Linked DNA regions of Homo sapiens: region 2 is linked to region 1. The links are chromatin loops, found by intact Hi-C in ENCODE. Cell type or tissue: B cell. All regions are shown on one strand. Links, peaks and the distances in the headings refer to the core of each region. The heading gives the core; the rest is flanking DNA.

What was found. Hi-C counts contacts between places; a loop is a spot of excess contacts. Peaks named below come from ENCODE experiments on the same cell type or tissue, not always from the same donor. Only the 100,000 strongest peaks of a DNase experiment are listed, where the experiment ranks them.
Region 2: it touches region 1 in a loop (23-fold over the local background); 14 of 110 quality-filtered maps call a loop at or near these places.

Annotation. Positions count from the first base shown.
Region 1 is chr7:2,098,271-2,102,657 of GRCh38, reverse strand. All of the region lies in intron 11 of MAD1L1 (mitotic arrest deficient 1 like 1), which reads left to right. Among named protein-coding and RNA genes, the nearest start is that of SNORA114, 11 kb to the right of the region's middle. RefSeq lists an enhancer at 2,150-2,199. In B cell, for the core only: CTCF peaks have their summits at 2,223 (motif pointing left) and 3,108 (motif pointing right); DNase peaks (open chromatin) are centred at 2,237 and 2,857; H3K4me3 peaks cover 1,383 bases; H3K27ac peaks cover 2,559 bases.
Region 2 is chr7:2,346,096-2,350,408 of GRCh38, reverse strand. It overlaps a transcript of SNX8 not described here. Among named protein-coding and RNA genes, the nearest start is that of EIF3B, 6.6 kb to the left of the region's middle. In B cell, for the core only: CTCF peaks have their summits at 2,029 and 2,229; a DNase peak (open chromatin) is centred at 2,238; H3K27ac peaks cover 370 bases.

The DNA of each region.
Region 1 (4,387 bases), core at 198-4,197:
GAGATAGTGACAGTGGCGATGATGGTGCGAGGGTGGTGGAGACCGTGGTGTCACCGATGGTGACAGTGGTGATGGGGATGTGGTGAGAGTGATGGTGACAGTTGTGATGGTGACGGTGGTGGTGATGGTGACGTGAGAATGGTGGTGATGGTGGTTATTGGTGACAGTGGTGAGTGGTGACAGTAGCAGTGGTGGTGAGTGGTGACAGTAGCAGTGGTGGTGAGGGTGACAGTGGTGATGGTGACATGGTGAGAGTGCTAGTGATGGTGGTGGTGATGGTGACGGTGGTGATAGTGACGGTGGTGATGGTGGCGGTGGTGATGGTGATGGTGACGGCGGTGATGGTGACGGTGGTGATGGTGACAGTGGCGGTGGTGGTGGTGATAGTGATGGTGGTGATGGTGACAGTGGCGGTGGTGGTGGTGGCGGTGGCGACGGTGGCGGTGGTGACGGTGACGGTGGTGATGGTGGTTGTGGTGACAGTGGCAGTGTTGGTGATGATGGTGGGTGCAGTGGCAGGACTTGGCATCTGTTGAGAGTCTGCCCTGTGACTGGTGCCAGGACCTAGCCTGCGTTTTCACCTTATCCTGTGCTCTCAGCCTCTTCTGCTGGGGAGACTCAGTCCTGAGTCAGACAGGAGGGTCCAAGGTCAGCGAGGCTGTGTGATCTGCCCACTCCCACCCATGGCAGATTCAGACCTCCAGTCAGGGTCTTCCCAGCTGCAGAGCCCCCTGTGTGCACTGGACTGCACTCCTCCTTCTCCTGCCTGGTATGTGTTTATCCAGCATGTGTCAGGCGTGGGCCAGCTTGGGCTGTGATGGTGACTGAGACAGCTGTGGCCCTGTGTGCACGGAGCCAACAGTCTAGTGGGTGAGCAGCATAGAAGCTGTTCACTTTGGTGAGCATGGAGCCGGTAGTCTGGTGGGTGGCAGCATAGAGGCTGCTCACTTTGGTAAGTTGAGGGAAGAAGCGTCTTTGTTCTTTACTGGCTCTCAGGGTCCAGGTGCACAGCCTCCTGGATGGAGGCCCTTTAGGAATGGAGCCCCAGTCTCACGCCAGGCACCCGGATGGAGACCCTTTAGGAGTGGAGCCCCAGTCTCCTGCCACCCACCTGGATGGAGACCCTTTAGGAGTGGAGCCCCAGTCTCATGCCACCCACCTGGATGGAGACCCTTTAGGAGTGGAGCCCCAGTCTCATGCCACCCACCTGGATGGAGACCCTTTAGGAGTGGAGCCCCAGTCTCATGCCACCCACCTGGATGGAGACCCTTTAGGAGTGGAGCCCCAGTCTCATGCCACCCACCTGGATGGAGACCCTTTAGGAGTGGAGCCCCAGTCTCATGCCACCCACCTGAATGGAGACCCTTTAGGAGTGGAGCCCCAGTCTCGCGCCAGGCACAGTGGCTGTGGCCCTTCCCCCCAGGGCAGACCCCATAGCACAAAAGCCCGCATCCTCTTTGGTGTATGAATGTTCCCACAGTGGAAACTAGGGTTTTTCCAGTCCCTTGTGACAAAGGATTATGAGTTTTTTCCCATTGAAGGGGAGCAAGTTTCTGAGGGTGGGAAGGAAGCCGTTGAAAACAAATTGGCAGCACTCCCCCCATCCTCTTGCTGATGGGGAAAGTGGTTAATTAGGTGATTTTTCTCTTCCCCTGACACGTGCAAATGAGGCTTCGTTAATAACTGCACTGTTACAGAAATGATACGACTTTAACACCAACGTCAAGTTGTCAGGCGTGTCTGCAGAGTGGAGGTGGGGGGCACTGGAGGCCCCTGCGCCCCTCCCGACAGGAGTCATGCTGGAGCCGCGCCTCCAGTCGCTGGGGCTTGGCCTTGGGCAACGAGCTGTTCCCCTCCCACCCTCCAACCCCCTTCAGGGCCAGCTTAATTATTTAAAACTGATGATAAAAACAGAATGAGCTGCCAAGATGAAGTGATGATTTGCGGCCAGGACCTGGGGCTTGGGTGGACGCGGCTCCCACTCTCCCTGCTTGCTGTGTGCTGGCCCAGTGCGGCCGTTTCCAAGGACGCCTTCCGGTTTGCAGCCAGGGCCCAGGACACGGACAGCATCTCTGCTCTCAGGTGTCAGGAGGCCTGCAGATGGTGCAGGGCCCGCTCAGGGCTTGTCCTGCCAGGACGAGGCAGACGCGCCGGGTGGGCAGGTGGGTAGGGTAAAGCAGAAGCAAAGCGGCAGTACCACAGAGCAAGGCACCAGCATTGTAATGTCTGGAGTGTGGCACCCCCTCCAGGAAGCAGGTGCTTCACGCTCAGAAGCGCCTGGCTGTGGCATGCTTCTTACTATCTGTCAGAAGGCTCAAGGTCAAAAGGCCGTGCTTTCTGCCATAGAGTTTCAAGAGTAAAGGAGAACGCGGAGATCTAGTCAGCTGGGATTCCTAGCTCTGCTCAGAAACAGGCTGGGCTTTGAGACCTTTTCCTCCTCATTTTCCCTGCTGGTCTGGAACAGAAAGTACTTGCAGCTGACTGCGCTGGCCGTCGTAAAGCAGTGTGCACCTGTCTCTCAAACCTCAATGGTTGCCTGGGATTTGCTTCTCACCTATGTCCTTATCCATCAACAGGTAGTTATTAAATGCCCATGTCCCTGAGACGGTTTTGGGCTTTGTGTGGCTGGGGGCGAAGTGTAAGGAATGACCTCTACCTGTAAGGAGCTCACAGCCAGCCCCTTGGCTTGAGCTGTGAGAAGTTTGAAAATCCATGTGCTAGGTTAGCCCAGATGACACCAAGAGCATTGGTGCTGGTTCTTCTGAGTCATGCCTGGGGCATCGAGGGCTGGGCTGGTGGGAGGTGACTCCTCACAGTCGGCAGCCAGTCCCACTGGGGATAGTTTCATGGCCAGAATGGCCTACCAGGGGCTCCTCCCTGCAGGGTTGAGAGCTCACGCCTGAGGACTGTTCACAGGAAGCCACGGCCCGGGTGCTTCCTGGGTCTCGGGTAGGAGTACCTCTTCTGAACCACGTCTAATGGGTTTTTTGAAGAGAAGAGAAATGAATCTCCCAGTGCTGACTTCTGAGATTCGGCTGTCTCCCAGCCCGATGCGCTCACTTCCGTCCACGCTCCCGCCTGGCCTCTGGGTGGCGGGTTGTTAGTACAGTAAAGATTGCTAGCTGTCTCTTTTGCAAATCTAAAATGAGATTTCATTTTTTTAAATAAAAAGAAAAAAGTGCTTGAACATTTGCAGCTGGGAGATAGCACAGATTAGAAACATTACTTATCTCTGCTGCACAAAAGAAGGCAGCGAGAGAGGAATAAATTGCTGTTGAATGCTAACGAAGCCAAGGCGGCAGGGGCTGCGGGAAACAACTCCTGTTGAGGAACAGAGCGAGCACCTGACCTGCACCCTCCACAGTGGGCCGGGCGCCGGAGTGCACAGGGCAGGCGGGGCTGTGGGTCCAGGTGAGACAGGCTGTGGCTGCTGCATGTTGACCTGGCGGTCGGGGTGGAGTCTGGTCACCAGTGTTAGCGGTGCGTTGGGGGATGCTCCTTCCTGGACCATGGGAGGCTGTGCTACCACTGCGCTTAGGAGCCTCAGTGAAGCTCACCCTCTTCAGCCACGTGCACTGGGGTCACTTGTGTTTCTGTCACCCTTGCCACCCATCGTGTCAGGAGGCCTCCGTGTCCATGCCAGGGTGCCCTCCATCCCCAGACATTCCGGCACCTTCCTGTTGTTTCCTCTATAAGAATTCCCACCTGCCCTCTTGGCTTAGCAAATTCCAGCTCAGCCTTTGAGGTCCAGTTCGAGTAGCGTCTTTTCTGACCCCTTTATTTGGCCCTCCAGGGGCTTTCCTTCTGTTCCTCCATTTCCCCTTGGGCCCACCTCTGGGGACGCCGGGCCTTGGTGCGTGATGCCTGGCGTGTGGTGTGAGCCCTGTGGTGTGTAGATCTTCATTGCCTCTGGCTCATGCCGGGCAGCTATCGGGTGTGGTAGTGCGCTCCCTTGGGCCTCCTGGAGCAGTGGCAGCAGGCGGCTCTTGCATGTGCCGTGTCCTCCGTGACCAGGGCTGTGCTGGATGGACGTGTCTGCCGTGCTGTGCTCCCTGCCCATTTGTTTGAGGGGGCCGTCCTTAGCGTAGCCTTCCTGACTTGTTAACCAGGCAAGAGACCATACACATGATGGCTTGGGTGACTGCTGCTGCGTACGGCATGGTTGGTGGGACCCCAGGCAGCAGGGGAGAGGGACCCTGGCTATTTGGATCTCTGCGGTGAGTGGGAGGGACTCTTGCCCACTTTGTGTCTGGTTGTCACAGGGTTTAGGGCCCGAGGTCTCTTGTTCCTGTCTGGACTGAGCACCTGGGTCCCCGTGGCGTGTGCTGCGCAGGCCTCATCTGTGGACGGAGGGTGTTTGCCATGCGCCTTCTGCGCAGAGGCCTGG
Region 2 (4,313 bases), core at 1-4,000, 250 kb before region 1:
TATTGATATTAACATTGGTTCATAACTATGAAAATGAAAAATGTTCCGCCACACGGCCCCTTGGGGAAGCCTGACCTGGCTGGGGAGAGAGGCTGCCTGAGCCCGGAGACTGGGCCGAGACTAACCCCTCCCTTGCTATCAAGAGAGCCTCAACGTCTCTAGGCCTCAGTTTTCTTACCTCGCAGGCTTGGGGGAGTTTGGATGAGATAATGTAGGAAAGCTGTGCCTTTATTTTCCTGTGGGTTTATCTTAACAGAATGAGAAGTATTTCCAAGTAGGCCAACCAGGTTCTGAGCGTGGGGATTTCATGTCTTTGAGGAAGAGGTTCAGAGCCGGGAAGTGTCCAGTCCCTGAGCCTGGGAGCCATGAACCGGGTGGTAGAGATCCAGGGTGACCCTTCCAGGGCCCAGGCAGGTGAGATCTCTAGTGGGGTGGCTCCGGGTGTAGCCTGGGAGCCTCATGCTGGGCTGGAGAGGACTGAGACTCTGACCTCACCACCTGTCCACCATGGGCCAGCCTGGGTGGGTTTGTGGACATTCAGGACCTGTCACAGGAGGCTGAGGCAGGAGGATAGCTTGAGCCTGGAAGGTTGAGGCTGCAGTGAGCCAGGATCGAGCCACTGCACTCCAGCCTGGGCAACAGAGTGAGACCTTGTCTTAAGAAAAGCTAAATTGGCCAGGCGCGGTGGCTCACGCCTGTAATCCCAACACTTTGGGAGCTGAGGTGGGCAGATCTCTTGAAGGCAGGAGTTCAACATCAGCCTAGACAACATGGTGAAATCTCATCTTTACAAAAAATTAGTTGTGTGTGGGGGCGTGCTCCTGTAGTCCCAGCTTCTTGGGAGGCTGAGGCAGGAGAATCGCTTGAACATGGGGTGGGGGTAGAGATTGCAGTGAGCCGAGATCACACCACTGCACTCTAGCCTGAGTGACAGAGTGATAAACTGTCTCAAAAAAAAAAAAGTTAAATTAAAAATATAGGGGGTAGGGTGAAAAAAATAAACTAAAAATATAACAAATTTAAAAATATAACACTTAAAAAAGGAAAATAATTTGGGAGATAGTGGTGGTGATGGCTGCGTCAGTGTGAACATGCTTTATGCCAATATACCATATGCTTTAACGTGGTTAAGATGGTACATTTTATGTTATGTACACTTTACTATAATATTACGCATTTTTTTTACTTTTTTTTTTTTTGTTTTTGAGACGGAGCCTCACTCTGTCACCCAGGCTGGAGTGCAGTGGTGTGATCTCGGCTCACTGCAACCTCCACCTCCCAGGTTCAAGCAGTTCTCCTGCCTCAGCCTCCTGAGTAGCTGGTATTGCAGGTGTAAGCCACCTCACCAGGCTTTTTTACAATTTTTTTAAAGAAAAAAAAATTGAAAGTCATGATTTTTTGGTTGTAGTTCTCTTGCTAACTTGTGGGTAGCCTATTTTTTTTTTTTTTTTTTTTTTTGAGACAGAGTCTCACTGTGTTGCCCAGGCTGGAGTGCAGTGGCACAATCTCTGCTCACTGTAACTCCGCCTCCCGGGTTCAAATGATTCTTCTGCCTCAGCCTCCCCAGTAGCTGAGATTACAGGCGCACACCACTATGCCCGTCTAATTTTTTTTTTTTAATTTTTAGTGGAGATGGGGTTTTACCATGTTGGCCAGCTGGCCTTGAACTCCTGACCTCAGGTGATCCGCCCGCCTCTCAGAGTGCTGGAATTACAGGTGTGAGCCACCGCGCCTGGCCACTGGCTGGGTAACCCTGAAAAAGATACTGGGCCGGGCACGGTGGCTCACGCCTGTAATCCCAGCACTTTGGGAGGCTGAGGCGGGTGGATCACAAGGTCAGGAGATCAAGACCATCCTGGCTAACACGGTGAAACCCCATCTCTACTGAAAATACAAAAAAATTAGCCGGGCCTGGTGGCGGGCGCCTGTAGTCCCAGCTACTCGGGAGGCTGAGGCAGGAGAATGGCGTGAACCCGGAAGGCGGAGCTTGCAGTGAGCCGAGATCGCGCCACTGCACTCCAGCCTGGGCGACAGAGCGAGACTCTGTCTCAAAAAAAAAAAAAAAAAAAAGAAAGAAAGAAAAGAAAAAGATACTGTACTCGCCAGAGCCTCTGCCTTGTCCTTCCTGGGTGGAGCGTGCAGGCTAGAGGGGGAGCTAGGTAGCTTGGACCCATTTAGGTGTCAGGAACTGTGGACAGAATTCGAGTTGGCAGAAGAAACGATTCACCTACAGATGGCGATCTTAGCCCGCCCTTTTCAGTGTGTGAACTAGGCTTGCTTTTTTTACTTAGTTTCTTTTTTAAATTCCTTACATAGTAGGAAGCCGAAAAAGCAGCTTTCTCTCCAGCAAGTTTCTCAGTATCTCAGTAATTTCTCCAGGATGTTCTACATAAACCGGTCTATGTCCAATCTCGCAGGGCACTTGGAGACGCAAAGAGGCATCCATGGATTCAAAGGGTCCAGTGTGGGCCAGGCGTGGTGGCTCACGCCTGTAATCTCAACACTGGGAGGCCGAAGCGGGCAGATCACCTGAGGTCAGGAGTTCCAGACCAGCCTGGCTAATATGGCGAAACCCCATGTACTAAAAATACAAAACTTAGCTGGCTGTGGTGGCACACGCCTGTAATTCCAGCTACTTGGGAGGCTGACACAGGAGAATTGCTTCAACCTGGGAGGTGGAGGTTGCAGTGAGCCGAGATCACACCACTGCACTCCAGCCTGGGTGACAGAGCAAGACTCCATCTCAACAAAACAAAGCAAAAGAAAATAAAATGAGCAAAAAAAAAAAAAAAAAAGAATCCAGTGTGGCCCCAAATCATCTGAACTTCCCTGTCTCGTTTGACCATGCTGGTTTCCTCCTGGTTTTCCCTGCCGCCTACTGCCTTCAGCCAAAGGCTCTTTTTTTTTTCTTTTTTTTTTTTTTTTTTTGAGACAGCATCTTGCTCTGTCGCCCAAGCTGGAGTGCAGTGGTGCTATCTTGGCTCCCTGCAATCTCCACCTCCTAGGTTCAAGCGATTCTCCTGTCTCAGCCTCCTGAGGATTGAGGACTACAGGCGCCCACCACGAAGCCTGACTAATTTTTGTATTTTTATTAGAAACAGGTTTCGCCGTGTTAGCCAGGCTGGTCTCAAACTCCTGACCTCAGGTGATCCGTCAGCCTCGGCCTCCCAAAGTGCTGGGATTACAGGCGTGAGCCACTGCGCCCAGCCCAAAGGCTCTTATTATTATTGTTTTGTGGAGATGGTGGGGGCGGAGGGTGTCTAGCTATGTTGCCCCAGCTGGTCTTGAACTTCTGGCCTCAAGTAATTCTCCTACCTCAGGCTCCCATGGCTGGATTACAGGTGAGCAACACACCCTGTTCAAAGACTTATTTGACTTTCTGCCCTATGATGCTTGGCTTCTTCAAATGTAGAGGAGTGAGGCATGGACAGGAATCAGATGCTCCCTATTTCCCTATTCCTTTTTTCTTTTTTTTTTTTTTTTTTTTGAGACGGAGTCTCAATCTCTGTCGCCCAGGCTGGCGTACAGTGGTGTGATCTCGGCTCACTGCAGCCTCCACCTCCCAGGCTCAAGAGATCCTCTGAACTCAGCCTCCTGAGTACTTGTGGCTACAGGTGTGAGCCACCATACTTGGCTAATTTTTTTCTGTTTTTTTTTTTTTTTTTTTTTTTGAGACGGAGTCCAGCCCAGGCTGGAGTGCAGTGGCGCAATCTCAGCTCACTGCAAGCTCCGCCTCCCAGGTTCACGCCATTCTCCTGCCTCAGCCTCCCAAGTAGCTGGGACTACAGGTGCCCACCACCACGCCCGGCTAATTTTTTGTATTTTAGTAGAGACGGGGTTTCACTGTGTTAGCCAGGATGGTCTCGATCTCCTGACCTCGTGATCCTCCCACCTCGGCCTCCCAAAGTGCTGGGATTACAGGTGTGAGCCACCGTGCCTGGCTGCCTCACCTTTTTTTTTTCGTTTTGAGAGTCTTGCTCTTTCAGCCAGGCTGGAGTGCAGTGGTGAAATCACAGCTCAGAGCAGCCTTGACCTCCTGGGTTCAAGCAACCCTCCTGTTTCGGCCTCCCCAGTAGCTGGGGCTACAGGCATGCACCACCATACCCAACTAGTTTTCTTTTTATTTTTTGTAGAGACCAGGGTCTCACTATGTGAGCTCAAACTTCTGGGCTCAAGTCCTCTCCTAAAATATATTTTCTCCTCTGTTCCTCAGAGGAAGCCATCATGTACCTGTAAGTAATGTATTCATTGTTTGGTATTTTTATTGATTTATAGTAGACCCATATGCTATTATAAGAAATAGGCTGGGTGTG